Linked DNA regions of Mus musculus: region 2 is linked to region 1. The links are chromatin loops, found by intact Hi-C in ENCODE. Cell type or tissue: left cerebral cortex. All regions are shown on one strand. Each heading gives the region's core, and the rest is flanking DNA. Links, peaks and the distances in the headings are about the cores only.

Region 1 (16,153 bases), core at 5,529-13,528:
ATAGTGACCAGGGATCTGGCCAGTGAGTTCTGGAAAGTTCCTCTACTTCTCTGAGACATGAGTTCCCCAATACCTGTCTGTCTCACAGGGTTGTGTGATCCATACCAAGATCATGTATGTAAACATACCCCCCATGATCTGGCAATACTGAAGCTGAGTTCTGGAAGGGTCTTTCCTGAGTGTATCCCCTTCCTAGGCATGACTTGCTGTCTGCACATGGGCCTGAAGCATCAGCTCATGAGGCCAGAGAGACTTCCACAGAAGCAACAACTGTGATCTGGGGCCATGTAGAGAATGACCAAGTGTCATTTCCAGAATGGCACCCCAGTACCTGCTGACCAGGAGGAGGTCCTCCAAAGGTGCTTAGAATTCCAGAATCATATGCCCAAGTCATGAATAGCTGTTTCCCCAGATGTTTGGTCTTAAGGCAAGACCCCCCTGCCCCCGAAGATCCCTGGATGAGCAGTCTGGGGGTGGACACAGGCCTCTGAGTTTTACTGCATTTCAGGTCCCTCCTGACAAACATGGAAATCTAACTGGGTAGCATTTTCTCTTTGTTGTCTCTCTCTGCTCTGCAAGGGAAAATCAGGTGTCACTCTATAAATGGAGTGACCTGTCTGGATACAAGCCTCTGGCCATAGAAGCTCATTGCTCTAAAGGAGAGACAAGAGCTCCCAACCCCCAGATTCATAGAAGATCTATCTGGGAAAAGAAATGCCTGTTTGCTGGTTTGGTCCAGGGAGGTGTACTTAAGAAAGAAGGGGTAGAGAGTGACAGCTACACAGTCTCACGGGAAGACAGAAGGACATGTGGAGAGAAGCAAAAAGATGGAGAGCCAGCATCCCCAAGGCAGGGCTGCACATCCAGCCCTGATGTTGCCCTTTACCCTAGAGTCCACCTTTCCTCCTCTGCTTTGGCCACCCGTACTCAGCCACACTTGGGAAGAGCCTTGAAGCAATCATGAAAGTGACTGTCACAGAGGGTCCCCAGTGCCCACCCCTGCCCATGTGCTCTGGAGTTGGATATGACATAGGGTCCAGAGCTGGATTCTTCCTGGCATGTGTTTAGAATACACCCCTCCCCATCTAGCAGCCTGGGTTCTGAGAGTGCAAACCCGGTTTGAGCAAAAGCCAGAACAAACAGTAATTAGGAAGGTAAATCCAACACAAAAATAAGCATAATGCACTCCAAATTCAAATAAGAATTATTTGTGGACTCGCTGCTCTTTCCGAATTATCAGTGGAATGTTCCACTCCATTTGCATAGATAATTGAGAGTTAACTGTACTATCTATACCAAGGCCTGGAAGATGAACAGACTGAGTTCAGTCTGGCCAGGTGGAAGAAAAGGAGGTTCCGTTGGCTGTGTCATTTGCCCTCTGCAGAGAGGAGGGACCCAGAACAAAGCCTGGCACAGAGAGGCACTCAATATATATTTGCTGAATTAATTAACATGAGTAACTGAACATTACTGCATGCCAGCGCCTTTGTCTGTGGATGAGCACTTGGTATGGAGGGAGCTGTAGCAGCCCTGCTCTTACAGAGGCGAGAGGCAGAGCTCAAGGTGTGCAACCCCTGCCTAGAGTTACACTGGTCCTGGAAAGAGAGAGGTGTGAATCCAGGCTGAAGTGGCTCCCCTTCTGGCTGATGAAAGATGCTGAGAGGAGCTCGTGGGTGTGTGGTGCAAGGCAGGGACATATGAATGTTCCTCATGGAAGCTTTCACAACAGGCTAGGTTCAGCTCTGCTTCTATTCCTTAGGTAGGAGCTGGAACAATCAGAACCCCACGTTTTGGGGCTCCTAGGTGATCAGGATTTAAGATTTCTTTGCTAAGAAAAAGGTAAGATCACACACACACACACACACACACACACACACACACACACACTGCACCACTTGCCTCCAGAGGGACCTTGGATATGGAATGAGGCTGTAGATGCGCTCTTAGTGCCTGGAATCCCATTTGCCCAAAGCATTGTTATTGTGGCAATTATTCCATGCTCTGTGGCACTGGAATAGAGTTTGCAGGGCCTCACACTCTACTCAGGGAGACTCAATAAGCCCCTCTGGGAGCTGTGTGTGGAGGAACTCACCCACACGGGCACTGTTTGCTGGAATGCTGAGAGACAGGGACATCACCAAAACCATGGCCCCAAAGCACAACAGTCGGCAAGTGCTGAGTCCCAGTGAAGTCCTGGGAAGAAACAGATAATAGTCACACACAAAGCCACCCCACCCCAGCAAACACACTTTTCCCTGCCTGCATCACGGTCCTGATAAGACGTAAAGACCAGAGCTCAGAGAAGCAAGCAGAACCCAAGTGATGGAGATAGATCTAGATGGGGTGAATTCAGTGGCGAGGCACCTTGAAGTCAAAAGGGTTGGGATACACGCTGCCAACACAGGAAACCATGAGAAGGAGCTCAGTCAATTTCAGTCCTTGTGGGGGTAGCCAGTGACCAGGCTGAGACTGGTGACGGTGAGATCAATGGGCAAAGGGTGAAAAGGAAGCTCCGTGCCCACACTGAGGCCCTGTGTCACTCAGTTTGAGGCACAATACAAACAACTCGGGTGTATTTTAATGTGTTAGTAACTATGTCTTACGAACGAACGAACGGAGGGAGGGAGGGAGGGAGGGAGGGAGGGAGGGAGGGAAGGAAGGAAGGAAGGAAGGAAGAAAGAAAGAAAGAAAGAAAGAAAGAAAGAAAGAAAGAAAGAAAGAAAGAAAGAAAGAAAGAAAGAAAGTGCTTAAACCATTTCTACCATGCACCTAATGCAGCCCAGAGCCTCTATACTATTGCCAGCTATGTGTAGCTGATGCAAGCATAGTTCTTATTCACTCTTGCATCGGTCCTTCAAACAACAGCATTTGTGTCCCACACATGGACCATGGTCCTCGGTGGTTGTGGTTGTTGTGGTGGTAGTGTGGAATGCGTGCACATATGAGTGTGTGGGTGCACACATCCATACATGCTCACAGATTCCAAGGGAAGATGCTGGTGTTCTTCCCTAGTATCCTGTACCTTACTCCACTGTGACAGGGTTCCCTGCTGAGCCTGGCACTAGGCTGGCATCCAGATCCTGTCTCTGCCTCCACGCCATTAGGGTTATAAACTTGCAGGCAACCAAACCCAGATTTTTACGTGCGTTCTGGAGATTTGAACTCGTGTCCTCAAGCGTTCCCAACAAGAGCTATTACCTGCTGAAACATCTCCCAACCCCTCCCTCAGAGCTGTTTCTAGAGTAGCGAGTTTGGCTCCTGTGTCACACTGCATCGGGGCCTAGAGAACGTTCTTGAAGTCTGCCGTTTGTCCCTGACTTCCAGGAAAATCCTCTTTTCTCCAAACAAGACTTCTCATTTTAAAAGACTGTTTATTTTATGCACTTGTGTGTGTGTGTGTGTGTGTGTGTGTGTGTGTGTGTGTGTGTGTGTGTGTTATGCATGCCTAGTACCCACAGAAGACAGAAGAAGGCATCAGATTGCCTGGGACTGAAGTTAAACGCAATTGTGAGCTGCTGTGCAAATTCTGAAAACCAAAACCAGGTCATCTGAAAAGGCGGACAGTGATCTTAAGTACCAAGCCATCTCTCCAGCTCCCTAGACTTCTCTTTGTAAACCATCTCAGCCACTGGGAGATTCAGGGATACACCCAAAGCCATGTCTGCTACCGTGAGAACGGAGGTGCCCTGTGACACCTTCACCATAAAAGAATCTCAGTGATGCTGTTGCCCATGGGAAGACATGAGCTTCACCTCTTCTTGGCTTTATCCTCTGCTGATAATGCTCTCCCGTCCTTCCACCCTCCTGCCTTCTCCAGAGCAATCTGGTTAGCCCCAAGATCCCTCTAGCCCAAACACCCACCTACCCTCATGGCATCAAACTACCATCCGTGTGCCAGTGAAATGATGCTTCCAAGTGGGCAATGAACTAGCCATCCCTTTCTGTGAAGAAGAACTTGGCCAGCTCAAGGTCCATTGACCCTCTCCACAGCATTTACTCTCAAAAATACAATCCCAATACCGTAAAGATTCTAGTCTCCCAGCGTGGTTTTCCAATTACCCACACTCGGCCAAGTGGCAGCCACTTCATTATAATTCTGTAATTGCCATATGGAATTCCTATAAATTTGCTGTTAATTTTTAACCACTGTGGCCTTCTCTTGGAAAGTGTAGCAATAATTTGAAAATCTATAGATGATATTTTAAGTGGATGGAAGGAGGTAGTCCTGTGGGGCTTGGTGGGGAGAAAATAAATACAAGAGTCAGGCTTGGACCTGGGAAGGAAGAGCCAGGCTCCTCTCAACTTCTGTGCAGACATTTCTGTGGTAAGCCAGCGGCAGGGAGCATTGATCAGAACCTGATCCTCAAGGAGTCAGTTCTTCAAGAGAGTTGCTTTGTACCAGGTTCTTGGTTAATGTGCGCATTCCCCGCCCCAGCTGGGATGTAATTTACAAGCTGAGTATAATCTTCCCACATTGTGCTTCTCTGTGATCTCTCCCAAAATTGCAACACGGGCTGGGTCTGTAAAAGATGCTTCCGAAGAAACAGATTCCACATGGGCATTTTTACCCCCGCTCCCCACCATGCAAGTGAGCCCCTACGTACTGAACAGAGCAAGTATTTGCCTTCCTGGAGAGGCTAGCAGACAACTGGAAACTGAAAAAGAATGGGAGTGGTGGTGTACACAGCCAGGGTGCCAAAGATGGACAGAGAAGGCCTCAGGGTGGGTCAGAGAAGGAGAAAGAAAAAGCAGTCACATGGTGCAGGGTCCTGAGTGGCTGGGAAGACGTTTTGTTAAACTGTGGCAATCAGTAGGCCCAGACCCTGACCATCTCCTGCCAACCAGAAAGGTTCATGTACACATTCCTTGTCTGGCCCAGGAAGCCTAGGGTGCAAGCACCCCAGGATCTGTCTGTCTGTCTTTGGTGATGCAAGGCTTACTCTTGCAGGGCTGGAATATTGTGTCCTTCTCTACCTTGCCACGTGGCTGCCAGGAAGGTTTCAGGCACAGACATCCACATCCAGCCCCTGATCCCACCCCCAGAGGAGGAAGGAGATTGGCTTCTGGCTGAAAGGGTTATCAGACGGCAGCAGTGATGAAAAATTGGGGCACGGAGCGATTTGAAGGTCCAGTGTTTGATCTATTGCAGGGCTGGCTCCTCATGGCTTTGCCGCTCCCGAGTCTGGTGACCTGAGAGAATTAGAACCTCCTTAAATACAGTGTCTCTTGGCTGTATATTAATCAAGCAGAAATCAAAAGTCACAGTATCCCGCGGACGTAAGAAAAGGAACAGACGGCTCCCCCAGCCTAATGCGGGAGGAAAGGCCTGGAGCTGCGGAGGGAAGCTGCAGAGAGCAGCCCAGGGCTCGAAGCCCATTCCAACTTTCCCTAAACCTCCTTGCCAGCGAATTCTCAGAAACCCCATGCCTTGGCACTGGGGAATTGTGTTAGTGCCGAAACAGCGCTGGACCCCAGGGCTAGCACGGATCAAGAGAAGGGGCTCCTCCACAGGATGGCCGCGGAACCAGAGGACATGATGCTGTCCCACAGCCTCACCATGAGCATGCCGGTTGCCCTGTTCCCCGGCAAGCATTAGACCCCCCATAGGGTTGTTTCTGGATTCACGGTCCTTTTCTATTCACCTCATGCTCACAGGGGATGGCTATCCTCAGAGCTCCCACCGTGTGTGTTTTCAGCTGCCAGGCAAGGCTGATGCTGGCTGGGTCCTGCCATCCCCGCCCCAACCCTGGCACCCCTTGCCCCTTCTCTCCGAGGCCCCAGGGAAGGAATTCACATTTAAGCCCTGTTACCTTATGGGTGAGGGAGGAAAGTCTGTGGGTTAGTGTCTGTCTGTTTCTTTGCTGTCTGCCAGCAGAGATGGTTCCTACAGCTGAGTCCTGAGACAAACTCAGCTCCCATGAGGCTTCTGCCCATACCTGGCCTGTCACCGCTTGGTCACCCAGCTCCTGTCTGCAGCTTGGCTTGGCCTGCCTGACACTGTGCACTGGCCTCTCCAGGGCCACACGCTTTGGCAGGACACTGCTGCCTCCCAGGACCTTTGTGTGCCGTGGGCTCCTAATGAGCTTTTAATGAGCGGCTGCTCCAGCTTCAGGGGGCACGGATGGCAAGGGAAGAACATTGTGCCAAGTCCCCAGCATCCTGCTTCCGGAAGCCACGGTGTGGCTTCTTAACTCTATGAGTGCTGGCTCTGGCTCTGCAGGAAGAAGCCACGTGTATCCTATTCTTATCTGTTCAGTGAAGGGCCCTACTGATCTTTGGCACAGGGAACCCAGGAGATGATGGTCAGGTCTGTCATCTTCACACCCCCCCCCAACCCTCAACAGTGAAGAAAGGGCCACCAGTTTCTCCATGGAGTAAGATCTTCTTCTTTTTCTTTTTTAATTGACAGCAAGGTAGAAAGTCCATTGACCTCCCACATCAGCTTTGTAAAGAGTCAGATTGCATAGAGGACCCTGGCTGCCTCTCTGCAGAGCTGCACCAGACCCTTGCAAAGGAGGAAGCCCTGCCTGACCCCTTCCCACGGGCTCACTGCCCCACCTCAAATGCTTTGCTTCCTTGATGCAATTCTGATGGGACTCGATAGTGGTTCACACCAGCCTCGGTGGCGGTTCACACCAGTCTCCACGGCAGTTCACACCAGCCCCCACCCTGGAGTAGCCCAAACTTGCAGCCCTGTACTTGATGTTCGTCCTGGCAAGAAGCCTGCTCAGTGCTTAGTGCTAATGTTGCATTTGCTCAGCTCTTCCTTCCACACAGAGCCTTTGCTCTACAAGTCCTGAGGGGTGACCCCCACCCTCTTCTGGGAGTTAGAGAAGGTGGCAGTGGCTTCAAGCTCCCCTTTGTTACTCCCCAAAGGCCTTCACCCTCTGAATAAAATTTAGATACAAGGCATACTTCCTTGACAGTCATGGTGATAAAATCCTGGATGGGCTCCCCAGGGAGGCATCAGGGGCTCCTTCCATAGAGCACTCCAAGGAAACACAGTCAGGAGAAGGCACCTGTCCTGAAAGGCTTCAGTGCCCTCTGGCCAAGGCAAGGGACTGAGTGATAGACACCCCAAATTCCATTGCAGCCCTGCCTCCCTTGCCTCTGGCTACCCCCTCTAATTCCAAGCCGGGGGAAGGGATAAAGAACCTAGAGAAGATACAGATGCTCTCTGGAGCATCCTTACTGCAGTGGGGTTGCCGAGGGCAACCCAAGTGACTTAGCTCTGGGGTCAGTGAATTTTACAGGTTTTCCCAAGCCCTGCAATTTACACCAGTGTCCTGGACATCAGTGTCCTGCAAAAGGACCCTGTTGTGATGTTAGCACAAGCTGCCCTCAGCCCCATTTGCACCAGGAACCTGGAAATCCCAGGGTATTTCATTTCACTAAGCCGGCATCTACATACCCAAGCAGACACATGGTTTTTCATGATTCGCAGGATTTTTTTTTCCCTTGGGTCACTTGTGGTCTTGACACCAAGGTCATGCATGTGCAAGGTGGGGTCTACGGTGGTGGGTACGGCTCAGAGTAGGGTAAGGATGCCTGATGGCTAGGCCAGAAGCGCTCTCTCTCTCTCTCTCTCTCTCTCTCTCTCTCTCTCTCTCTCTCTCTCTCTCTCTCTCTCTCTCTCTCTCTCGGCTTCATCAGAGGGTTCAGCAGCCCACTGGATTCCTGTGACCTCCCACCTAACGAGAAAGCAGAGATTGGAGATAATTACCGCCCAGCCCGAGCAGCAGCGCGATTAGTAGATGCCTGGGCTATTGCAAATGACTGTTCCATTAACAGATTTGGTTGAGGGTTGATCCTGTTAGGAGAGAGAGCCAAGGGCTAATGATGAAGATATTTGCAGAAGGGCATATGCCAAATAGTTCAGTCAAAGGGAAAGCCAAGGGCTTCCGTGAATTCCCAGATCTTGGAGTCTGGTTTTCCAGGCAGGACTCTACCTCCTACTGGTTGTGTGGACCTTGGGCTACTCCTGTGGTCCTAAGAATGTCATACAGCAAACAGGCCATTTTACATCTTCCCATGTGACAATGCAGGGAGGTGGGTTGGGGTGAGACAACTCTGAAAAGTTGAGAAGGAGCAAAGCCAAGTGCAAGCGAGGTTGTTTCCATTTGCTGCCGGTTAGGACGGGCATCCATCTCCTCTACTGTTGCTGCTACTCTTGGGGGAAGTTTTAGCCAACAGCATCCCCTATCTTTCTGATCTGAAGTGGAACCGAAAATGTGTCCACACACCAGCTTCCTCTTCCTGGGAGATCCTGGGGCCAGTTTCTGAATGGTGGCTTGACCACAGCTAGCATACAATGGTGACCACAGCTAGCATACAAGACCAAAGGTTTGGGATTAGGCTTTCTCCAAACCTCAGCTCAGGTTCTGACAACCGCCTCTCCAGGCATGGGGGACCCAGATGCCCCAGAGAATGTCCAAGGAGTTTCTCAAAGCTACTACTGCCAAGGCCTCTAGCCCACCGAGCCTGGAGGTGCTGAGCCACATGGTTGCTACTTCCATAGTCTGCCCTGAGCTCACTCCCTTTCTGCAGGGGAGGGGGGGAGAGGGGAGGAGGCCTGGGGCTCACTTACAATAAAGAAAACTTGGCAACTATGCTGAGTGGGAAAACAGAGGTATCCAAAGCCCTCTCTACGGGAACAGTCCTCAGGTTCCTGGGCCCCTGAGGGGAGGGACACTTGCAAAAGAAAGATGCCCGTATAACTGCAACCCTGTGCAGCTTCTGGCTTCCCCCGTATATCTCGAGTGTGCCCTTTGCTTTCAGTCTCCCAGTATTTATTATGTTTAATTTTGCTGGGACGTGGTTGTAAGTGAGACGGATGGAGCCCAGTGTGGCTGGCAAACGCCTCTTAATTAAACAGATAAATAAACTCCCTTTGCACGCGGGTTTTTTACTTTTGCTGCAGTCTCTGCTGAGGCAGGGGGATGGTGTCTCTAGGTAGGGGACCCCTTGGTGAGCTGAAAGGTGGGTGCTGACTACAGCAGGCTGCACTGGACCTAGCCCTTTCTCTCTGACTGCTCTGGATTCCTTGACAGAGGGAGGCCGAGAAGCCCAGGGGTGGGGAGGAGCCCCCAGAAGCCCCTCCTCACAGGCCTGCTGGGAAAGGAGCCACCAGCTGGTGTGAGTGCGCCCTCTGCTGGACGCCTTTGGTGTAGTCTCTTCAGCCAGGGCTGGGATGGACAGCCCAGGACAATTGCTTCTTATGCCATTTCTCTCCTTGCAGAGACTCTCCTGCCCTTGTTGGAAGTCACCTACCAGAGTAAAAACACATATAGCCCTCCCCACACTCTCACACTATGGGGAATGCCTACTTAAGAAACCAGAGACTTTTTTTTTATGTTTTAAAAAGAGCTCAAGAACTTCTCAACCTGGCGTACCCCATCGGGTGTCTGATCCCGGGAGCCAAGGACAGCCCCAAACTGAAGGCTTTCCGCTGGCTCTAACCCCTTTCCATTCAGTGCAGAATCCAGATGCTAATTTCCCCTGGACAAGCATCCCACTGGTGATGCAAGACTCGGGTGAAGTCTCCTAACTGAAAGCTTCTTGGGTGGCTTCACACCTCATTGCACAACCTGCTTGGAGCTGTGTCATCCTGTCCTACCCCACAGGGGATGATAGATCCAGCCACTCTGCCTTGCTCCCCACTGCTCATGTCCACTCCTGAGCCAGGAATTCCATGGTTGGGGCTAGAAGACCTGGCTCTGCAGAATGCATGGGAACTCAGTAGTGTACTTTGAGACGATGGCTCGGCTTGGCGAGGAGGAGCCCAGCCACAACCAGAAACTGTGAGCTCACCCTTCGCTCTGGGACACGTCTGCCAAGCTCCACACTGTCTGTGCATAGGGAGAGCCTGGGACGGTCAGACTGGGCATTCAGAAGGGATCAAGAAAAGGCAGGACGGTGAGAAACTGGAAGCCCCAGGGCTTGTCCCTCAGGGGTATCAGGGCTTTCTCTTTCCACCTGGATGTGCCACAGGAATCCTTGGATATTCCCAAAGATTGAGGAGACAGCAGGCAATCCTCCGCTCTCCATCATTTAGTCACAGAACTCCTTGGCCTACCTTTTGCTAAAACCACAGACTTAAGGGGTTAAAAAAATGCCATCAGACACTAACTGGCAAAGGTATTTCACAAAGGTAGACATCTAAGAGACACAAAATGTCCAGAGATGGGGGGACACACTTGCGTCACCCACTGCAGGAAGAGGGAGCACATGAGGCCAGCAGCTGCTTGAGAAGGTGGTATAGGTTGGGGGCAGGAAGGAGCCAGGAGAGCTCAGAGTCAAGCCACCCAAACCTTTTGAGGCGCCTCCCTTGCCTGATATTTATAGCGGTGCCCAGGAGCGTAGAAATAATTACAGCTCAGTTCATGCCTCCCTAACAAGGCCCTTCTCAGATTCAGGGCGAATGGGATATTTTTTTTCCCCTGTATCTTTTTTTAAGTAGTGAATATTCTCACCGGATTGACAGCTCTTCCCAGCTCGCAGCCTACCTTCAACCCAAGAAAAAGTGGGGGCAGCTTAGCCTAGCTGCAGTGGATTGGATTTCCCCGCCCACTACTCAGGGCTGCACATCCCGGTTCACAAGGCTCCAAGAGTAGGGGAGAGTGGTCAAGAATCTTAGGGGCATGGAGATTGTTGAATGGCCCTGGCTGATGCAGTGACTCACTGCCGGGCTCTGGATACACATAAGAATGATCCCAGCCTGTATGGGCAAACTGACAGACTCAGCAACAACCTCCCTTAGAACGGGGTCAGTGGAATTCAGTAACTGGCTTGTTTTGGAAGTGACATGGATCTTGCAGCGCATATGACAGGTAGCAGACACACAGCCCTTGTCCCAAGAAATAAGTCAGACAATCACACTGTTCAAACTCTTTCTGGAGATTTCATTTAATTCTTTTTCACGTCTCCCAGCGAGCCTGCACGTGGTGGGCTGGCTGGTGGAGGCGGAGGCTTCCCTGGCCTGGTGTTCGTGGCTGTTGGGCTGCAGATTTGGGTTCCACACTAGACCGTGAGCTCACTCCAGGAAAGATGATTTAGTTCAATAGCTCCTTCCCCAGACAGTGGCTGCATGGTGGTCTGCCTGGAGCGCTGGGTGAACCCTCCTGGCTGCCCAAGTTCCCTGCTGGGCAGGGAGTGCTGACTGAAAGCCACTCTGAGAGGACAGACAGGTGTAAAACAGGACAGTAAAACAGCAGGCTGTGGAAACAGGAGGGGGACTGGTATATCGTCCTGAAATAGCCAAACCCACTCTAGGCACTGCATCAGCAGCGGGGCAGCCTCCAAGGTCTCAGCTCACAGAAGTGGCTGTAAGCATCATGCCCTAGAGGTGCCAGTCCTTGGTGCTGAGGCTATCCTGCCACTATCCAGGCCTGGGAGATCAAAACAGTGACCTATCCCTTGACGAAGACAAAAGTGGCCTGAGAACGTCCATAACCCACATTCCGCCTAAGCTACCCCAAAAGCATTCCAGAGAAATGCAAGAGAAAGGGGAGGTGAATGTAAGCCACCAGCTGCCTGTCTCTGGTCTCTCTGCTGCCTGGCTACTCTCCTCCCAGTCTTCCTTCTCAGGGGAAGGTCAATTGCAGGGTGTGTAGCAGTGAGTGTGGGGGTCAGGGATGCCTGACAAGAGGCCATCCAAGTTGTGCAATGTCACTTCCCAGGCAGTGCCTGGAGGGAGACCACACTCAGCCATGCATCTTCTGACACCGGTCCTCCATGTGCTACACAGTAGGGGCGATAATCAACCGACCTGACCTCTAAGTCTGAAAGGGGGGGGGGGGAAGCCCAGGGACAACAAACAACTTCAGTGAGCTCACACAACATTTTAGAGGACCCCATGTAAACTAGCAAGCCAGTCATCTTCCAAGGGCAGAGCCTGGGTAAAGCTGTTGAGTTCCACAGCAGCCGAGTTCCACAGCCGCTGTACGTGGTACCTGGCGGTGCCCCTTCTTGGACGTGGTATATGTCAGTAGGCTGCGAGGCTGTGCACGTGCCCCCTGGGGCTGCCTCTCACAGTGGCAGTGGGAGACAGTTCACTCGGAGCTGGGCTCACCTGTGGCTTGTCTTGGTAAAACTGAATGTGAGGGGCGCAGGCCCGGATGTGTGTGGCTGTAAAGCTGCGGGTGTATGCGGGCAGGCTGCAGTGGTGCTATGAGGGGCAAACCAAGGCCTCTGTCCAGCACTGCCTGAAGCCAAAAAGTGGGTGCTGTGATCTCTGAGGCCTGGAGTGTGCACACCAAATTCAGCACATTTGACGATGGGGCAGGAAGGGTACCCGATGGCCACTGTTCCTCGTTGCCCACCCCCATATTAAGTATCCACAGGATTCTAAGCCTGCGGCAGGCTGTTGAGGTGTCTCATGGGGCCTAGAGGCCAACAGAGGGGCAAGAGAGACTCTCGGAGGGCTCTGGCTGGGCTTCTGGGCACTGAGCAGCTGGAAAAGCCTTCCCAGCACGGAAGCCTCTGCGTAGATGCCCTCATTACATCACCGACTTCCCCGCCGCGGAGCCGGCCTCCCTCAGGAGAGGCGCTTCTCTGAAGCAGGCAGAACGAGCGCCTTCCGGTCGGTGGGCCGCAGAGACTGTCCTCTCCACCGCAGCCTAGACCATCGGGGGCCAACGGAGGTCCCAGACCCTACCGCCGCCGGGAGCAGAGGCTGCGCGCCGGCAGAGGAGGGGAGCGCAGGGCCCGCGGGAGGGGTTCTAGGGCTAGCGGCCCGGCGCAGGACGGCGGGCGAGGGGTTAAGTGCGGGACCGGCAGTGGTGCCGTAGGCCGGGTTCTCTCCCCCAAGCGCGGGGCTCCGTTTGATGTTGGAGTACGCCAGGGACTCCCCCTCCCACCGCTACACACGCGCGCACACGCGCACACTCACACACGCACACGCACCACTCTTTGCAGACAGGGCTCCGGTGGCTCCAAAGTGACTGGCTCCCCTCTCCCCGCATCCATCCTCTCGCGCAGCGCATCCATCCTCTTTCCATCTTCTCGCGCGCGCTCTCAAGCCTCCCCGCCCCGGACAGGGGCAGCCCCTGGCAGAGGCGCGCCGCTCCCCTTTCCATGCCTCCCTCCTAACGAGCGCCAAGCGGGGGAGGGGAGGCCCGGAGGAGGAGAGACCGGGAGGGCGCCCGGGAGGCAGGGCGCGCGCACACACCGAGGGACGCAGCGAGCGCAGAGCCGCCTCGGCCGCCGGGCGCCCCCCTGACGCCCCATGCTGTGCTCCATGGCGAACTCGGGCTGCCTCCTGCTGTCCAACTCCGGCAGCATGCTCCCGCACTCCGTGCCATGCCCGCCCGCTTTCCTCTACCTCCAACAGGTAAGCGCCCCCGGCCCGAGCGCCCCCCGGTCCCGCGCACGTGCGCCCCGCGCCGCCGCCCACGCCCCGCACTTGGCCGCCTCCGCGCCGCCGCTGGTGGCCCCGCGACTCTCCTCGCGTCATGGCGCCCGGGCTGGGGTTGGGGGAACTGCGCCCCTGAGTGGCAGAGGAGCGTGGGGGCGCCTGGGGCGCGAGCGGTACCGGGTCGGGGGGCTGACTGTAGTTTGGGGCTTCGCTCGCAACTTTTTCAAAGGCGCGGGAGGGGGCGGCGGGCGGAGTCTCGGGGGAAGCCCAAAGGTAGGATGCAGGGGTTCTGGACACCCGGTTACTTTGGGGAACTTCGTGCCGAGACGCGGAGGACTCGGAGACGGGTAGCCAGGCTCCTTTCTCGGCCGAGTCGCGCAAGCCCAGGGGCCGCGGGGAGGTGGCGGCTGGGGAGCACGGCTGTGCTGCAGCGCGGACCGCGCACCGGGCCTCTGGGGAGGCAGGCCACCTGCCTGTGGGACAGAGAAGCTAGGCCTTGAAGCTCAGACTCAGGAGGGGGCTTGTGCTGGACTTTTTCAGTCTACTGGGCAGGAATCTCAGGCTGGCAGGCTTTTAGGGACAGTAAACCATGCGGTTAGGAGCCCCTACATCCCCAGGATGCCCCCTAGGGAGGTGCGCGCAGAGTCTCAGCTTCCGCCTGCCAGCTGGCCAGAGGCGCAGGGGGCGGGGTCCTGCGATCCCACCCAATGCGGAATCCGTGCGGGATGGGGGGGTGGGGGCGCCAGGCCTGCACTAGGGAGAGAAAGGGGATTCCCTGGGCTCCCTCAGGCCCTCCAGGTTAAGATTCTGGGTGCCAGCTTGGCCACAGCTGTCCTGAGGCTGCAGTACTCTGGCCTCACCCACCAGGGCTGCCCACACCTCTGGCCTGTCTCCCCATGCTCTTGGGGCTACCCTGTTGTGAATTCACACCTCAGCCCTCTGGTATACCCACATAAATGGGTAGCTTCTAGGGGGAGGCCTGAGATCCTAAGAACTTCCGGCTGTCTGTCTCTGTTCCTTTGCTCAGCCCAGTTAGAGGGTTCCCATAGGACCCCCTTCTGAAGTGGGCTAGTGTGAAGGAGAGAGGCTGAGGGACAGGGTGCCCACACAAGAAGCTGGTTAGGGTCAGAGTCAGGATCAGACTATGAAGAAACAGCAGCTGGGTGCACAGCTGACTGGAAATGAAGAGGTTTATTTCTTGGCCTCCATTGGAGGTTTTGTGGAGACTCAGGCTAGTCATTTTGGGTAGGAGGAGCGCTTATCTGTCATGCCCCTCCATTAACTCTCCAGGGAATCTCAGGAGGTTGTGTAAGAGAAAACATGAATATGGTAAAGATAGACCCCCCAGAACCTGACCCAGGGCTATCAACCCTGGGCTGCTGAGCATCTGGGCCACCCATGCACCAGGGTCCCTTGTCTGCGCTAAGGATTACCAAACATCTTGGCCGCTGCAGAGGGAGAGACAGGAGCCTGCACAGTGATTAGGAACAGAAGGTGGCCTATTGCCAGAGCCTTGGGCTCTGGGTCTCACCTTCCTAGGACCACCTGTGACATTTGAGGCTTCCTGGATTGTAACACAAGAGCCTCTGAGAGCCTCAGACCCACCGGCCAGTTCACCACGTCATCCCCAGAGTCAGAGCTCAGTGAGGGTCCTCAATGGGCAGCTTTCTAAGCCTTCTGAATTCCCAGCAACACCCGGGTCATTTGGAGACTCTGTAATGTGGCCAGATAACGTGTGTGTGCTTCTGTCGGTCGGATGAGACCACTTGAAGGTGCAAGGATTGCCCCTCCTCCTCGCACCCAGCTGCCGTGGGCAGGAACAACCTGGACACCCCTGGCATCAGAACCCCAGGATAGGGGAAGAGGATCCGTGTGAAGGGTTTGAAGTAAAGGTCCATGGCTTGCTTAGTGGTTGTGCTGTCTTGGGCAAGAGGCCTCGCGGAACTCACCTGTGTCTTCCTTGAGCACCCTCCTCGGGATGCAAGAGACGAGGTGAGATGAAGAAAGGCTCGGAGCTTGACCGTTGGCTCGGTGGGTCAGACGTGCGCTTTGGGTGGAGGTTAATCCACCAGCAAGGGTTGCAGTGTAGCTAACCAGAGTCCTCTAGGGCTTGGTAACACACCCCGACTGGTCATTGCGGCTTTCCATGGGAGCATCGGGAGGGCAAGGGGACTTCAGATGAGCTCTCCCCACTACAGGTGCTGTCATCGTGAGCAGAACCCCTCTTGGGACAGCTATTGCATGTCCACTGCACCAAGCTCAGATGTACCCCCATTTCCTTTGCCTATCCGCAGTTATTCTTCAGGGGCAGATAGCCCTGTGCCTGGGCATGGGTCTAGACCTGTCTGTCGTTCCTGGCTGGTATGGGTGCACTCTTTTCTAGGAATACACAGTTCGGAGCCATTACAAAATAAATAGTGATGCTCAGCTTGGGACCCAGTTTGTCCCAGACCACCTTTGGGGTGAGATGGTCTTTTACATCTCCTGAAGGGAGGACGAGGGACCTTGGGTTGCACCTGGCTAGACTTCTAGAGATGAGAGCAGGCCCCTCCTCCAGCCCCCTTGTGGGGGCTGCAGGTCCGCTGCACACGTGAACACTGGTGCCATATGCCGGCGGTGTGTTCAGTCTAAACAGCACATTTACCATCAGAAGCAGAAGACGTGAAATCAAGCAAGACAAGAGACGTAGTTGGAGGCGCATTAAGATGCAGCTTTTTAAACAGGCCAGCTCTCAAAACCTATAGTCTTTCAACTTGGAAATTTAAGAAATAAAACCTTACCCGGTGGAATCCCATTCCT
Region 2 (16,153 bases), core at 4,560-12,559, 51 kb before region 1:
GGGCCTGGCTATTCCTGGGCTCTACCCAAGGCATGACTCTAGGGTTGGGGATAGTAGCCAGGGGCTGCCAGGTAACCCCTAGGGGAGTCCTGCAGCCTGCACCTTTTACCCACCTTCCCCACAGCCCTCAGAGAAAAGGGCCTGACCTAGTTCAGGACCCTAGTAAGTTTGCCCAGTGTGATGGATGGGGATCTTCATGTGGATTGCTCTTCAGGGAACAGCATGATAGGATTCGCTGAGAAATGGGTTAGTTTGCCAGGTTCTGGGGCAGAGAAGCCAAGACAAGCAGCCATGCCCCTCAGAGAATCTGGGTGAACCCCTTTCTCTCCACCATTTTTGGTCACTGACTGCAGCCTCCATCTGAGACCCCTGTGACTAATTTGACTACAGAACTCCGGGGAAGCCACCCTAAGTGTATTGGGATCCTAGGGAGACACAGGGGACACAAGGGACTGAATCTCCAAGGAAGTGCATTCAACTCAGCCTGACTGCTGCTTTTAGCCTAGTGATCAGGATGCTTCAGAGATCACACACACACACACACACACACACACACACACACACACACACATGCACTCACAGGTACACACACACACATACACACACACATACACAAGTGCACATATACATTCTCACATATGTGTGCACACACACATGCTCACACACTCACACATGTATGCATGTACACACACACTCATATTCACATACATACTCATACATGCACACGTACATACACACACACACTCACACCCACCACCTCTCACCCCAGTAGCCTTCCAATAGTTTGGTTTACACTGCAGTCCTTGCAGGAGCAGGGACTGGAGATGCGGGGAGGCTCTGACAGGTCTCGTACCACAAGCAGAGCCGGGTGCACACTACGGATGCTCTGGTATCTCACTTCTACACCAGAAAGATCCCTCAGAACTGCCTGGCTCTGTCTGAGACCAGACATTCTCTTCACCCCATTCAGACTTCCCTCCAAATTTTCCAAGAAACACAAGGCCCTGCCTGATGACCATGAGAGAGGCAGGAGTCTGGGACTGCAGGTCTTCATCCTGCTGTTCAAAGCCCCTGTGGCAGCCAGCAGAGGGGGAGAAAGCAGCTCCTGCCTACTTAGTGTTTGTACCCAGGTTCCATGGCAGACTGAGGCTTCTGCTCAGAGAATTCTCATCACTGGGGAGCACGTGGAAGCCATGGGCTTGGCTGTCACCCCACCCCTAGCCTGTGGTACACCTGGGGACCATATGCAAAGACCAACAGCAACTCTGCCTCCAGGGCCACTCCTGCCCACAGCGGTAGGATGCTCTGCCAAAGAATCCCAGGTCCTGGGGCTTGGGAAGAAGAGTGAGAGGAAGGGATTAAAGAGAGGGGGGAATAGAAAAGGAGGGAGGAGGGAGGGGGAAGGAAAGACCCTGAATGTGTGACTGTAGGGTGTTTACCCGAGCATGTGGCTGTACCAGTGTTTACCTGAACATGTGGCTGCAAGGGTGTTCACCTGAGTGTGTGGCTGCGCGGGTGTTTACTTAGTCATTATTGACTCAAACATATTTATTGAGTGACTACTTTGTGCCAGGCCTGTCTTGGGCTCCAGAGACACATGAGTGTCTACATCGGTGAATAAAATGGATAAACCTTCCACTGGCCACTTCACCCTGGCAGGTCGGCTCTCTCTTCAGCCACACGGTCACATGACCAGCATCTCTGAACAAGAGAACCAGCGCCCAGGGTTCTCTCTTTGGTCTTAGCAGGCAGCAGGCCCCTGAGAGCCAAACTCAGAGTTGGGACCTCTGAGAAGTGAGCTGAGAACACTTGAAGCTGTCTCTCGGCCCTTCTGGAGACACACACTTCCTTCTCCTGGGTCTCAGCTCTGAGTTGCTAGGGAAACAGCAGAGTACCATCTAGGGTTCCATCTAAGCAACAGGGGGGTGGGAGCTGTGGTTGGGATGCAAGTTGAATAAATAAATACTGACAGGTGTGTGAGGCTGAAGCCACAGACTATACCAAGTCAACTGAACTGGCAGTTACAACTGACCAGGTACACTGAGCCTTGTATCTGGAGAGATAGTGGCAAGTGAGCTTCATCAGGGGAGGGAACCCTATAATTGACTGGAGGTGGGTTAGATGAAGCTAAACAAAGCAGGTTCCAACCCAGCTCCATCCTGGACTTCCTCCAGTGATGGTAAGTCCAGGTGGCTCCTGGGCAATGCGTGGTCTGTAAGTTCCGTGAGCCACAACAGTGTCCAGCTGCGTCTGGGGAGATCTGAACACTTTATGTCCCTGGAGACCTCACTGCCCTCTGCAACCAGGTGGTAAGAAACTCAGAGTCTGGTGCCAAGGTCACACTCTGGGGTCCACGTCCCCCTTGTGCTGTTGATGCTTCTGGGTCTCAGGTCTCTCCTCTGTGAAATGGGAGTAGTGCCCAGATGTAACATTTGGAAGCTACCTGAGGCTTGAATGCTCAAGAACCCTGCAATGTGCTCAACACAGTGTCCTGAGACCACAGGGAATCCTGCCCATGGAGCTGGTCCCAGACGCAGCCGGCCTCAGGCCTGGGCTCAGAGTCCCACAGCTTGGGGTGGCAGAGATTTGCCTTCAGTTCCCACTACTGTGGCCCGGCTGCTGTGGAGCTCCGTCCTCCCTCAGGCCAGCTCTGCCCTCAGACTACTTTTTCTCAGGTGACAAGGGATGGGATAGGTGAAGAGCTCTACCACCTGTAGCACCTGGGAACCTGTGCTCTCCGATGCCACCATCCAGGCTCTCCGATGCCACCATCCAGGTTGAGCTTAGATCCGGGATTATCTTATGATAACTTCTTCCTCTGAGCTCCCTCCTCTATGTTTGGCAGCCTTCATTCCAATAATGAGCCCCTTGGAGCTCTTGTAGGTTGGCCCGGGGCTGCTCAGCTGGGAAGGTTCGCTCCCTCCTTCTAAAGCAAGTGGCTCTTTGGGCCACCAGCCCTATTGACTCCTGACCCCAGCCTGGCAGACCTGGTGAACTCAAACTGACATGCTTGGAGCCTTCCAAACTGGGTCACTGATGTCTGCCTCATGACTGGACTACTGGAGTCATCCAAACTCAGGGTTGCTCATCTCCTAAGAACATTCTGGGTCTGTGTAGTCAGGGCAGCCAGCTGCCAGGCTTCCAGACAGGCTGTGTCTCTATGTCTTCTGGTTTTGAGTGTATAGGTGCTCCCTTGCCCCTGGCCCATCCCAGCTCCTCTGTCATCAGCTGAGCACCCCTCCAGCCCCAGGGTTCCCAGTAAGGTGTATTTATACCATGTCAACTTCCCAGGAAAGTGGAAGAGGCTCTTCATGATGGGCTCTATATACCCTGGCCCTGTTACCACCTTCCCATTGGCTACCATTCTGGGCAGCTGCCCCTGCACACATGGTGCCCCGGAACACACCCTCACACAGCTCAGATGGCAAGCCCAGCAGGGCAACCTTGATTCAGGTCCATGCTAGGCTGCCTTCCCACAGAGGAAAATGGCTCCTGAAGTAGAGTCTCCAGGGTAGGAAGATGTGGAGAAGAAGATGGGACCCCTGATGGGAGGCAGCCTCTCCTGAACAGTGTGGTAGCTTTGGGTACCAAAGGCCCATCTCATGCTGGGCACAGATGAGCATCTCACCCCGGTGGATGCTGCATCTTTTAGTCCCGGGGTCTGACCCGGATGTCATTTTTATCCTTGCTCTATCCAGCTTGTGAAAAGTGTGCCTCACTTAGAGGGTGACCCCAGTGAGAAGGGCAAGTAACTACTGAATCACACAACAGGATCCTTGATGGTAGTCCTCAGCCACCAGCCTGCTGGCTTCCGGCTGTGTGGGATTTTACCCTCTATGTTTGTCTCAGCCAGCAGGGAGCAATGAATGAGACCCAGGGATAGGTGACTACCAGACTCTTGACTGTGACTCTCAGGCTGCTTTCTGCTACTTTAACTTCAATACCACTCCCCATACTGGGCCATCTCTGAGGACTCTTTCCCTGGACCATTCAGTGAAGCCCAGGCCAGCATTTAAAACAGTGGAGCAAAAGCAGTCTCTTCCATGTTTCCAGAAATGTTTGAGACATGGCCTCTAAACTGTGTGTACCTTCCCAAAGGCCAAGAAACAACCCTAGTTTCATCTCCATGTTGGTGTCTGAGACAAGGGAAGGGAAGAGAACGAAAGACTCCCTTCTCTATCGCAGAAACGCTTATTGCGTCCCTTCCAAACCAAAGTGAGGGTTTGACAGCTCTTCAGTCAGTTCTGGGTAAGATGACGAATTCAGGCCTCTACTGAGACACACGCTCAGATGTGAAGCAGCCACACAGCAGCTGATGCGCAGAGCACATGCTAAGCACAGCATCTTCCTGCTCCTGTTTCATATGCCCAGGAAGTTTCTGGAACACTGAGAACCTTTGGGACTTCCCTAGCTAAGCCACTCATCTCTGCCTCATGGTTCTAGAGTTGTGCATTCTTGCTGAGTCTCAGGGCTGTGGGGAGAAGCTGCTTGGAGCACAGCTGAGCAGGAGCTCAACCTCAAACCATCAGAGTCTCTGGAGGCCCCAGCGACAGTGACCCAGGTCACTTCCTAGGACCAGTGGTCCACGATCAGTGTTTTCTGATTCCCCCTCTCCCAGCTGTGATGTGAGGTGTAAGGGCCCCATGCTGCATCCTGTCTGGGAGGATGAGTGACTGGCCTCCCAGGTTCTCCCAGATACCTGCCCCAGAGTGAAGGACTTCCTTCTGTTTCTCAGACGAAGCCGGGGAACGTCGATGTCTTCCGTCTCAACTCTCTCCTTCCCACAGCAGTGGCTGCGATTTACATTAAGGGCCGGAGTAAATGGAGCAGGTTCACAATTAGTTTTCAAAGTACTTATCTCATTAAAGTAAATGAATTATTGATTTAGTGACACATGCTTTTAGTGAGTGGCGTGGTGCCTTCCCCACTCTGCCTTGGCGCTCGGAGCGGCGGCCAGCGCAGGCAAACTTGCTTTGTGTAGGGATTTTTTTTTAATTTTAATATTTCCTTCTCGTTATTTAGCTTCGTAATTAAAGTGGCTTCACATGAGAAATGAAGGGCCGGTTTATGGGAATCGAAGCCCCAGAGACTGTATGCTCACCTCCCTGTGGGGAAGCTCCGAGCTGGAGGAGGGAGGGGGTGGGGGTGAGGGGGGAGTATCCTGACCTCAACAAAGAATGAAGGTTGTGGGGGAGGTACTCCAGAGGGCTGGGGATGGGTGGAGAAAGCCTGCTGAAGCTTCCTTATGGGCAGCTGCTCCAGCTGTTCCGTCCATCCGTCCATCCGCACAGCGGAAGCTCACGGTATTGGAAGCAGCTGGAAAAATCTGACCAGGTGATTGCAAGGTGACTGGAAGAGGCAGAAGATGATAGAGAGATGCTGCTGGCTGAGGGGCTGAGCTGGTCCTAAACTCCAGAGAAGAGCCTCACTGTCTGCCTGCTTCTGCCACTCTGGAAAGGACTGCAGTGGGGGTCGGGGGTGAGATCAGGAGAGAGGGTCTACCCCTGAGTCTCAAGTGTCAGCAGGGGAGGCTGCATAGGACACTGGCTACTGACCACCCACCGCCCTGGACACGTGCTGCTGAGTCAGCGTCTTCCCAGGAAGTGCCATCACCCCGAAAGATGAAGTGCCCCATTAAAGGCCACTGGCTTATGCTGGCCTTGGCTTTGGGCAGACTCTAATTTCTTCTCTGGGTTCAAATGAATATGGCCTTGCTCTGCTCTGGGTACAGATGGTAGGGACAAAGTCAGAATGAAAATGGGGCCCACAGGGACTGTGTCCCGTGAGCTTCAGCAGGACTGCTGAGGGAGGAGGCCTCACCGAGATGGCCTTGTGGCAGGATCGCCCCTAGACTCTTCTATCAATGGCTCTGTACTCCTTATGTCTCACCCACACAGGGGACCACACTGCAACCCAGCTGCGCAATCCCTGTCCTGGAACAGGACTAGACTGGCTGGAGGTGACAGGTAGGAAAGGTCAGTCAGAGGTCAGGTGCTATAGAGTCAGCTTGGGGGACAGTCACAAAGAGGCAGCCCTAGGCACATCAAGTCAGCAAATTACCTCTCCATCAGGTCCCAGTGAAAGGCCAGCCTGCTCTCAGCTCTGGATACATAAGCTATTTACTGGTGCTGTGTGGATCCGGAGCATACATAGCTACTAACACCACCACACGTCCCCTTGCAAGCCCACAGTTTTCTCAGAAATTGAGCAGAGGCGGTGCCAGACAGCCCCTGGGGCATCCCAGATTGCTCTCAGGCCCAGCAGAAGTAACCCACACAGCTGTGGCGGGCTCCATACTCACCAGCCTGGATAACTTTTGCTCACAGCTAGACTGTCAGTTCCTGTCTGGAAGTGAGTCCGTGGGGTGCTGAGACTTGGAAGCAGGTGGGGATCCCTGAGCAGCAGCCCTGATCCCCAGCTAAGGATTCAAGGGGTGCAGGTCTCTGAAGCTCAAACTCTGGCCCTTATCACTTAGATAGGCTCAGGAATGGGTTCATCTGTCCAAAGGTTCTCCCTGATCCTCGTGTGCGTGGTCCCACCCCACCCCAACCCAGAGTTAAGAGGACAGAGGGAAGTTTTGAACATATGACACCTGTGAGCCTCTGTACCCCATCACTGTACTGTGTCACCATCTCCAACATATGGGTCCGAGGAAACTCGTGACTGGGAATCTAGGGACACCTCTCTTCCCAGCAAGCTTGGGCTGCTGCGAACTGGTTCAAATGTGGCTTTTAAAATATATATCTTTCTTTGTGATTAAAAAAAAAAACTTCATTTAATTAAAAATGTTGACATTGTGCCTGGACACCCCGCCAGAGAAAGTGGCTATAAATTAAACATTAAATCCTTAATGGTCCATAAAGAAATCTCCATTTCTGCTTATGTATATACTGGGTATAAATAGATAAAGAGAAAGCTCTTTTCACTGGGGAGGTGTGGGGACACAGGCTTTCTGGATAATCTTAGTAAGTGATTATAATTCAGAGTTAAATTAATCCATAGCTTTTCAGTGTGTGTCTGCATGGGTGGGCGGGGGTAGGGGGTGGCTCCTCCAGCTTTGCCTCTGCAATCTGGACAGGAACAGACATGTCACCTCTAGCCAGCCATTCCTACTGGGTCAGTACTCTGAGAGAGTACTGTTAAGGCTTGGTTCTCCTCGGCCCTTACCTTGGTTGTCCTGTTGCCTAGGCAACAGCCCTGGAGAGAGAAAGGGGGGTCCCAAAAACCAGTGCCTCTCAAAGATGACTTGGCAGAACTTCAGGGCTCTGAAGAGACCGTGTAGATGGGGCCAGGCTCAGGAAAGGGTGATTCAGCACAGAGGGAACAAGTCCCTGTGCGAAGGGACCCAAGGACTGATTGGGAGGGATCGTCCTGGGAGAGGTTGATGCTGTTCTGCTCCATCCACTGTGGTGCAAACCTCCATCTCCCAGAGCGTGAGGACCTGGAGCAGGGAGGGGGCTGATGGGAAGAGATAGGACTGTGTGGTCCCAAACTGGTCCCCTGAGAGGATTCCATTAGGTTCCTCTCGCTGCTATAACAAACACACAGTAGGCTTATGACAGTACAAAGCAATGGAAGTCAGAGAAATAATGGGTCTCACTGGACTTTAACCAAGGTGCAGACCAGGCTGAATCCTCCTAGCAATCCGAGCGGACAGTGGCTTCCTGGCATCTCCAACTTCTACAAGCCCCCTGGGTTTGAACACTGTTTTTATCTTCAAAGCCAGTGGTGATTGATCAAGACTTTCTCATACCCCATGACAATATTATCTCCTGCTATCTGTGGGACTTTATCGCCCACAGGCCACAAGACAACACAGACTTGGCACCCCAAGGTCAAGCCAGATATCCAGGAGCCTTTATTCCACCCACGTTTAATCCCATTGGCACCAAGACTAACATGGCCGTCACGTCCAGGACTAGGACATGGCAGCAAGAATGTTCTCTTCCTGAACACGGAGTCTGTCCTTTCTTACTCCCCAGGGGAAGCTACAGCAGCCATGGCCCGCTCCACATACATGTAGACTTGGGGTGACTCTTCAATCCGTGGGGGCCAGAGTTGCTGAGTGGCAGTTTTGCCACAGGTGCCTGAGAAGAAAGGGTTCTCCCTCACCATGTCCCAACTGGGAGCAAGGGGTATCCAGGAGTTGGGAGATCCAAAGGCTTAGAAGTAGAAACAGAAGGCTCCATGTGGGGTTGGAGCTGGGGCAAAGGCATCTGGCAGAGCAGCTGACAGCCATCAAGAAGCTGGACCAAGTGCCCTGTTCTCTGAGGCCCTAGGAAGGATGGTTTGGGGGGAGTACAGACTGAGAAAGAAGCAGGCCTCGTGGAGAGCCATGGAGGGAAAGCCTGCCTTGACCTGAGGTGAAGAGGTCCCTGACATGATGACCTTTGCTCCCTCCGGCATGAGTTGTTCCTTAGGCTGTGCTAAGAAAGTCGGCACGTTCCCAGCCACACGAAGGGCACTTGGCAAACAGCTTGGTGTCAAGCATCACACCAGTGTTCCCTCGGCCACAGGAACAAAGGTGAGGAAGGAAGGCTTTGCTGTCACTGAGGGTCTTCCGGCAGATCCCTGCAGCCTGCCAGCCAGGTGCATGTGGCTCTGCCATCCTGTGATGGACGCTGCTGAGAGAGAAGGGGGCTCAGAAAGTTCAGTTGGCCACTTCTGAATCCTGACACCGAAGAGGGAAGACACCGACCAAAGGAACAAATAGTTGCTAGCCTGCTAAGACAGTGCTGGTGTCTGACCTCACGGGGGGTGGGGGGGGGGTGCTCTTAGGAGGTGATGCTGCTGAGGTTAGAGGGAAAGATCGGGGCCAGGGGCACAGACTGGCTTCAGATGGACCCTGGAGGTCGGGCTGATAGATGATGGTGATGCTGGGCAGAGAGATCAAGAACACCCTGGCAATCTGCTCGTCTGGTCAGAGACGGCTCTGTGGGCTGACAAAGGGATCCATTCGATATTCTTGGCGATAGTCCAGAACTGTGACCTTGTCTGGGTTGGGACTGTGGCACCCAGGTGAACATAATTGAGCTGGAGTTATCTGATGGTTGGGCCTGGCCCTCAGAATCCCAGTTGGGACTGCCAAGTCAGACATTATGCCTAGCTGGATGGAACGGATGCCAGCACACTGAAGATGTCTCGTGGGAGAGAGTTACAGGAATGAAGAGAGGGCTTTGGACAGATCCCTCAGATGCCTACTGGAGGAGAGGCTGTGGGGGTTGGGGAAGGACGGCCAGAGCCACTGGAGGAAGAGTGATGTGTGTGGGCCATGGGCCAGCCAAAGAGGGATGGCTGTGCCTGGGAGCCAGCATAGCTACCAGGCTTGGGTTGCAGAAAGAGACAGAGACAGAGAGAGAAGAGCACCCCTCAGGCCACCTGATCGCTCTGTGATGAGTGTGTTGGGTAGAAGGGGTGGGGAGAAGAAAGATCTGAAACATGACCAAGCATAGTAGGAATCAGCAGATGTTTGCATGGAACTGAGAATGGATCCGTGATGGTTGCCGAGCTGGGGACAGACAACGATCTGAGCTGGGATGGAGACCAGAGATGCGGTGTTACTCTAGCGAGAGATGGGAGCTGGCAGGCACAGAAGATGCTAAGAAAGGAGGGTGGCTAGAACCTGAGGGACAATGTAGGTGGCCTGGAGACTGGGGTGGAAAGTGGGTATGGCTAGAGACTCTGAACTTGGGGTGCTTAATCAGTAGTGATTAAGTCAATCAATGACTAAAGCTGGGGCTAAAGCCCCCTCCACACTGGTCTGCAATGACTATGGGGTCCCCAAAATAATGGGCTGAACATTCACCCATAGGCACTCTCGAAAAGTACATTTGTAGCAAGGTAAAACCTAGTGTGGTGGTTTGAATATACTTGCCCCGGGGAGTGGCACTATTAGGAGGTGTGACCTTGTTGGAGTAGGTGTGTCACTGTGGACATGAACCTCATCCTAGCTTCCTGGAAGCAGTCTTCTCCTAGCAGCCTTCAGATGAAGATATAGAACTCTCAGCTCCTCCTGCACCATGTGTGGCTGGACACTGCCATGTTCCCACCTTGATGATAAAGGACTGAACCTCTGAATCTGTAAGCCAGCCCCAATTAAATGTTGTCCTTATAAGAGTTGCCTTGGTCACGGTGTCTGTTCACAGCAGTAAAACCCTAAGACACCTAAGCATGTGGCTGATTGCCCAAGTCCAAAGGATGTACCCCCAGGAAGAGCTCAGTCAGAGATGCTGGCTAAGGAGGCTGGGCTGGTGTTAGACATCCTGAAGCATCAATCTTAGGGAGCCCTGTATGGGATCCTTTCCTGGGGTGTACCCACCCTATTGTTTTTTCAAAACCAAGAGGCAGGATACATGAAACCCACCCCACATTTATGCAGTGAAGCGAATACCCATGCAGTGTTGAGCAGCCACAAAAGCAAATCTGCCCACAGGGACATTACCACCCACACTCTGCTATCTGCTTACTTAACTGTCCTCATTAGAGACTTTTCCAAAAGAACAACCCAAAAGGTTGTTTTTGTTGTTATTATTATCTGAAGTTCTGACCATTAGCCCCAGGGCCTCGGGAGTGTAAGAGTAAACACATCCACAATTTATCATCTTTCCCGTCTCAGCAAAGACTTTGTATATGAGCAGAAGCCTGGGAGACAGGAGCTATCTGTTATTAAATAAACGGAACTGTCAATCCAGGCACCGTCTGCAAATTAGCTGCTTGTCCATGTGGTTTAGTCGCAGGCAGACGGGCACCAGGATCTGGGTTTGATAAAAAATCCATGTTTGCCTCTTACTTCTGACACCCTTTGCAGAAGACCCGAAATTGATGAGCACAGAGGTGTTAATCCTGAGAGTGAATTAGTTTTTTTTCCAAAGGTGGCTCTGCAGTGCCTCCAAGCTAAACTAAGACCTAACTTGTTCTCCGCCCCCAGGGAGGCTCTGAATGCTATCCCTTAAAGCTGACTGTCTTACAGGAGCCATGATCCTTAGAAGCACACTAGCAGGTATGGTAGCAGGGCCAGGGAGCTGGGGGGAGACTAGACAGGCTTTTAAAAACTCTGTGTATGTGTGTTGGTATTTGTAAGTGCAGATCTAAGTGCATGTGCACATGTGTGTGCACGCTTGTGAAGGTCAGAGGGCAATCTCATGTCATTTTCAAAGATGTCACCACCACCACCACCACCACCCCCTGCTTTGTTTGGCCTGAAGCTCATCAGCTAGGCTAAGCCACCAACCCTCAGGAGTCTTCCCAGCTCTGCCTCCCTAGTGCTGAAATTCAAAGCACAGACCACCACACCCTGCATTTGTACATGTATTCTGGGGGTCAACGTCAGGCCTTCATGCTTGAGAGATAAGCACTTTATTGACTAAGTTTTCTCCTCTTTTCCAGCCTTGTTGGGGGTGGGGTGGGGATTGAGTGTCTGGGTTTTGCTTTTCTCTATGTGGCAAGAGGCACAGTCTCTGGGAGGATTCCAGGAGTCACAGTATATATAGCCTGAGCTACACAGGAAGGTACTAGGCTAGTTAGTGTACGGGGCAGATGGAAGGGGGAGAGGTGGGGGGGCACAGGCAAGAGCCTACCTTATTTTTCTAAGGACAGGACAGGTGAACCACCGCAAGCTTAATTGGCTGGATTGAATATTTGCCATGGGCTCTTGACTTCAGCAGTTATCTCAGAGTATCTAGTACCTGACCCTGGAAGGATTGAATAGCAGCCTAGAATATTGGAATCCTGGACTAGAGGTAAGCACACTCGCAGAGTTGCCGTTAGGAGTCTCCATGCATGAGCTAGCTCAGGGAGGGCTACCTGCCAGGGGGGCAGCCAGGCTCACACACCAAAGCAAAGGCAGCTGGAGCGGCAGAGCTGGAGCCCAGTGGCCAGGATGCGCTGACCAGAGGAGGTGGTTAACAGCAGGTCCCGACTTTGCTTGCAGCTCAGCAACTCTACACGGCTCAAACTGCAGCCCAAGCACAAGCGATAGCTCTGAGATCTGAGCACGCCGTGGCTGCCAGCAGCCCAACCGCAGCAGAAACTGCTCTGGTCCCCAGGCTCCTCTGTAGTTCCAGAGATGGATTTGCAGGGCTGGGTAGGTTTTTTTGGGGGGGAGTGTGTCTCTGGAGTACTGTGTCAGCGGCAGGAGGAGGCAAGCGTGCTGCTGATCTGATGGGGGCAGCTGCACTGGAGCAGCTCTGTCCACACTGGCAAAGACCTTCCCTGGGCTATGGAAACATACAAGCCCTAATAGCAGTTGGGTAGTCGCCATATGGCCTTGGGCTGCCCACTGGGCCTGCAGGGCTCTGAGACTAGAAAAAAGCCACAGAGGTGCAGCCTGCTGAAAGACTGGACACTGGCTTGCTTTGCAGGTCACTCACACTACTCCTCCAGCCTTGGTCTCTGTGGCGATTAATGCTGATGGTCATCATATGATCTAGAATAGCCTAGAAGAAAAATTTCCTGGTGTGCCTGTGAGGGACAAGGTTGGGCAGAAAGTCCCACCCTGAGTGTGTTAGCACCATCCCATGGGTTGAAACCTCAAACTAGGTAAGAAGTGGGTGGAGCCCCGGTAATCATCTTTCCCCACTTCCTGCTGTGGGTGTCATGTGAGCGACCCTCGGGCTCATGCTGCCAGGCCTCCCCATTTCAGTGGACTGTACCCTCCAACTGTGACTTCTTTAAGTCGCTTTTGTATTTTGTCACAACCAAAAGAAAAGTTACTGGTGAAATACCTCCATAATACAGATGCTTAAGGCCAATGGCCATGGTGGGACTTGAACCCCCTCACAGGTGCCTAAAGGCTGAAGCATCACCTAGCAGGGCTCTCTGGGATTGGATAAGACTTGCAGAGTGTCCTGCAGTGACCATGCAAGCCTGGGCAAGGCTGGTGCCCAGCAGTTGCTGTTGGTTCTGTTACAGTGATTCCTAGTGTCCAGTGACACTGGCTAAGTGTGGGGTAGCGTCTGTCTTATGGCAGTGACGTTTCTTTCCTCGCTCGGGTTTGTGTCACATTCCTGGAAGACAGAAGTCACGGTGCAAACAAGTGCAATGCAAATCTGATCTCTGAGGACTAACTACCCCCTGCCACCCCCCTCCACACACAGGCACACACACACACACACACACACACACACACACAGGCACACACACACAGGCACACACACACACACACACACACACACAGGAACACACAAGAACACACAGGCACACACACACAGGCACACACACACAGGCACACACACAGGCGCACACACAGGCACATACAAGAACACACAGGCACACACACAGAGGAATACACAGGCACACACACACAGGAAAACACACACACACACACACACACACAAAGAGGCATGCATGCTCACACCACTGCACAAATAAATAACCCAAGAGCCCTGGAGGTGAAGGAACTGCTGGACTGGTGCGTTGGGAGATGGGCCTGGCATGCCAGCCCCATGATACCTCCTCCCTCCTTTCCTCAGGGACTGGAGGAGTTGCAGACTCCAAGTCTCCTGCCTCTTCCCAAGTTTATACCTGGGAAGTTTCATCTACTGCACAGTGGGGATCTGGTTGTTTAAATTCAAACAACTTGGGCATGTTCCCTGTGACCACCCTTTAGCATCCACACAAGGTAGGTTGAGAACCATTCCCAGTCCTGGGCTGCCCCCCTCCCCCCAGTCTCTAGGGTCACTACACACAGCTCTCTCCCCAATCAGCCTCATTCTCAACTTTCATTGCGTAGGTTTGTCAATTGAGACAGATTTTTGGACATCTCAGAGGAGATAATAGGGTGGTTTATTGGGGGATTTGCTTAGGAAATGAGATTTTCCCAGTCTCCCAAAGGAGAAAGGCCACATCTAAATTATTGATACCAAAACATGCTCATCAAAGAAGCCTGTGCACCCTGCTGGTGTGCATGCTGCAAGGTGCTGTCTGCCTTGTGTTGGGGTTTGTCTGTCTGTCTGTCTGTCTGTCTGTCTGTCTGTCTGTAGTTCTGGGAATTCAACCTAGGACCTCAGGCATGCTAAGCAAGCATTCTATCACCAGACTATATTTCAAAACCCACTCAGTATTAATAAAGCCCTACCTCCTTCTCCCCCAGTGAAGATGCTCAGAGTCTAAGCAGTTCCTACCCCAAGGTGAGAGATGAGTAGACCCCACTTCCCAAAGGCACCTCCCAGGGGATGCCATCTGGGACTCAAAGGGCCTGTGGCATACACATCCATCCTGATATCATCTGGGGACATTGTCCTGACTAGTCCTCCACCTTGAAGAAAGGTATGGTTTTTAAAAGAAACAAGATGGACAGGAGGCAAGATGTGCCCACCAAGTAGAGACTGGACAGCTGCCCAGATGTGGCCAACATTGAGCTGTTTTAGCTGAGTGTGGGAAAGAACACTAGGTGTGCAGAGCCCAGCTCCATAGAAGGAAGCTCAAAGAGCCCAGAGCCTTCCATCTGCATTAAGGAAATCCATTCTCAGCACAGTCAGACGCCAAAGAGAAAGATGAACCAAGAAACTGCAGGGCAGACAGGGCGGGGTCTGTAGATCCAGCGTGAGCTCCCTGGGCCTGGGGACTGCATCCCTTACACACATTAAGTCTGTGTGCATGCCTAGATGGCAAGGTGGCAGGGCTGAGTACCTCTCTTCCGATGGGATGCCTACCGACCCTGTGGATGGCTTTTTAACTTGTATACCCATCTTTCTGTTTGCGTTTGGCATCTGTTGTTGTATCCTCAGGAAGTCAGTTCTTGACTTCAGAGTCAGAGTGTTAGAAAGAGAGGACTCTAAAGTCAAGATAAAGTGGACATTGGATAGCAAACGTAAGCCTCTAATCTCTTTTCTGAACTTACTAGTAGCAAAAGCAAAATGGGGAATGTGGCCAGTTATCAGACTCATTGTCTTAAAAAGCAACTGAAAATACAGATGGTCCTAGGAGAAGAATGGGTCCACCAAGTGCATTGTTATTCCAGGGACGATTGTCTGACCATTAGAAGGGAGGAAACCCTGACTGACACCTGCTACCTCATGATGAACCCTGAGGAGATCATTGGTAGTGACACAAAAGGACAAATTCTATAAGACCCCAGTCACAGGAGCACACTGGTTTCTATATGACCCTAGTTACAGGAGCACACTGATTTCTATAAGACCCTGGTTATTACAGGGGTGTACTGGTTATTTTTTCATGGTGACAAGATGCCTGATGGAAGCAGCCTCAGGGGGAAGGATTTGGGCTCCTGGTTTCAGGGATACAATCTAACCTGGTGGGCCGAGCGTGCATCCCAGCTCTGCACACATTAGCACATTGGAGGCAGAGTTGGGATAAGAAGCAGGACTGGGGTATAGCCCTCAAGCCCTGCCCCAGTGGTCTGTGCTCACCAGGTAGAAGGGATGAGGAAGGGAGGGTTATCTGGGCTCCATGCCCCAAAGATCTCATGACAACTCCTCTAGCTTGGACCACATGTTCAAACATATCCCTCAGGGAACATGTTGCATTCAGAATACAGTGGGGTCCTAGAGTTATCAAATGCATGGACAGAAAGTAGAGGGGAGTGAGAAGGGTCAGAGGGTGGATTCAGGCTGTGGACTCTGATCCCAGGACTCACACGGTGAAAGGAGAGAGTTGACAAGTTATCTTTTGATTTTCATGTGTGTGCATAAAGTAGAAAGGGGGAGTAGAAACCAGGAGCCAGGAGAGGAAAATGGAATCCAACCTCCAGTGTGGATCAGGTTAAAAAAGATGAAGAGTTGAGAGATGACCATGGTTGCACAAGGCTTCAAACACCCAGAAATGGGTAAGACACTAAACATCACACGTGTGTTTTTCCATAATTGAAAAAAAATCCACAAAATACTCCTTGAGGGAATTGTCCTGGGGCTCTTGAGTTGTGCTGGGTATGACTACCTCAGTGCCCAGTCCCTGCTCCATGGAAAACAGGAGTGCTCTGGTAGCTCCTGTGTAGCTTCCCATTAAAGGGGTTGCCCGAAGTTTACAGAGAAGAATGGTAGGGTCGCGCTGTCCATGACAAATGAGCAGAAACAGGTGGCCTAAATAGAAATCGTTTACTTCCCAGGTCTAGACCCAGAAGCTTCAAAGAAAGGCAGATTCTAGAGTAGAGGCTGGGCAAGACTTGCTTTATTTGAGAACTCTAGAGAAAGGGCCT

The links. Hi-C counts contacts between places; a loop is a spot of excess contacts. Peaks named below come from ENCODE experiments on the same cell type or tissue, not always from the same donor. Only the 100,000 strongest peaks of a DNase experiment are listed, where the experiment ranks them.
Region 2: it touches region 1 in a loop (2.0-fold over the local background); 3 of 42 quality-filtered maps call a loop at or near these places.

Annotation. Positions count from the first base shown.
Region 1 is chr11:118,566,728-118,582,880 of GRCm38, reverse strand. All of the region lies in intron 4 of Rbfox3 (RNA binding protein, fox-1 homolog (C. elegans) 3), which reads left to right. Among named protein-coding and RNA genes, the nearest start is that of Engase, 98 kb to the right of the region's middle. In left cerebral cortex, for the core only: CTCF peaks have their summits at 8,193 and 9,156 (motif pointing left); DNase peaks (open chromatin) are centred at 10,496, 10,959, 12,529, 12,988 and 2 more places; H3K4me3 peaks cover 1,519 bases; H3K27ac peaks cover 1,587 bases.
Region 2 is chr11:118,617,168-118,633,320 of GRCm38, reverse strand. All of the region lies in intron 3 of Rbfox3 (RNA binding protein, fox-1 homolog (C. elegans) 3), which reads left to right. Among named protein-coding and RNA genes, the nearest start is that of Engase, 150 kb to the right of the region's middle. In left cerebral cortex, for the core only: no CTCF peak of the experiment used is centred there; DNase peaks (open chromatin) are centred at 7,218, 9,154, 9,519, 10,441 and 3 more places; H3K27ac peaks cover 531 bases.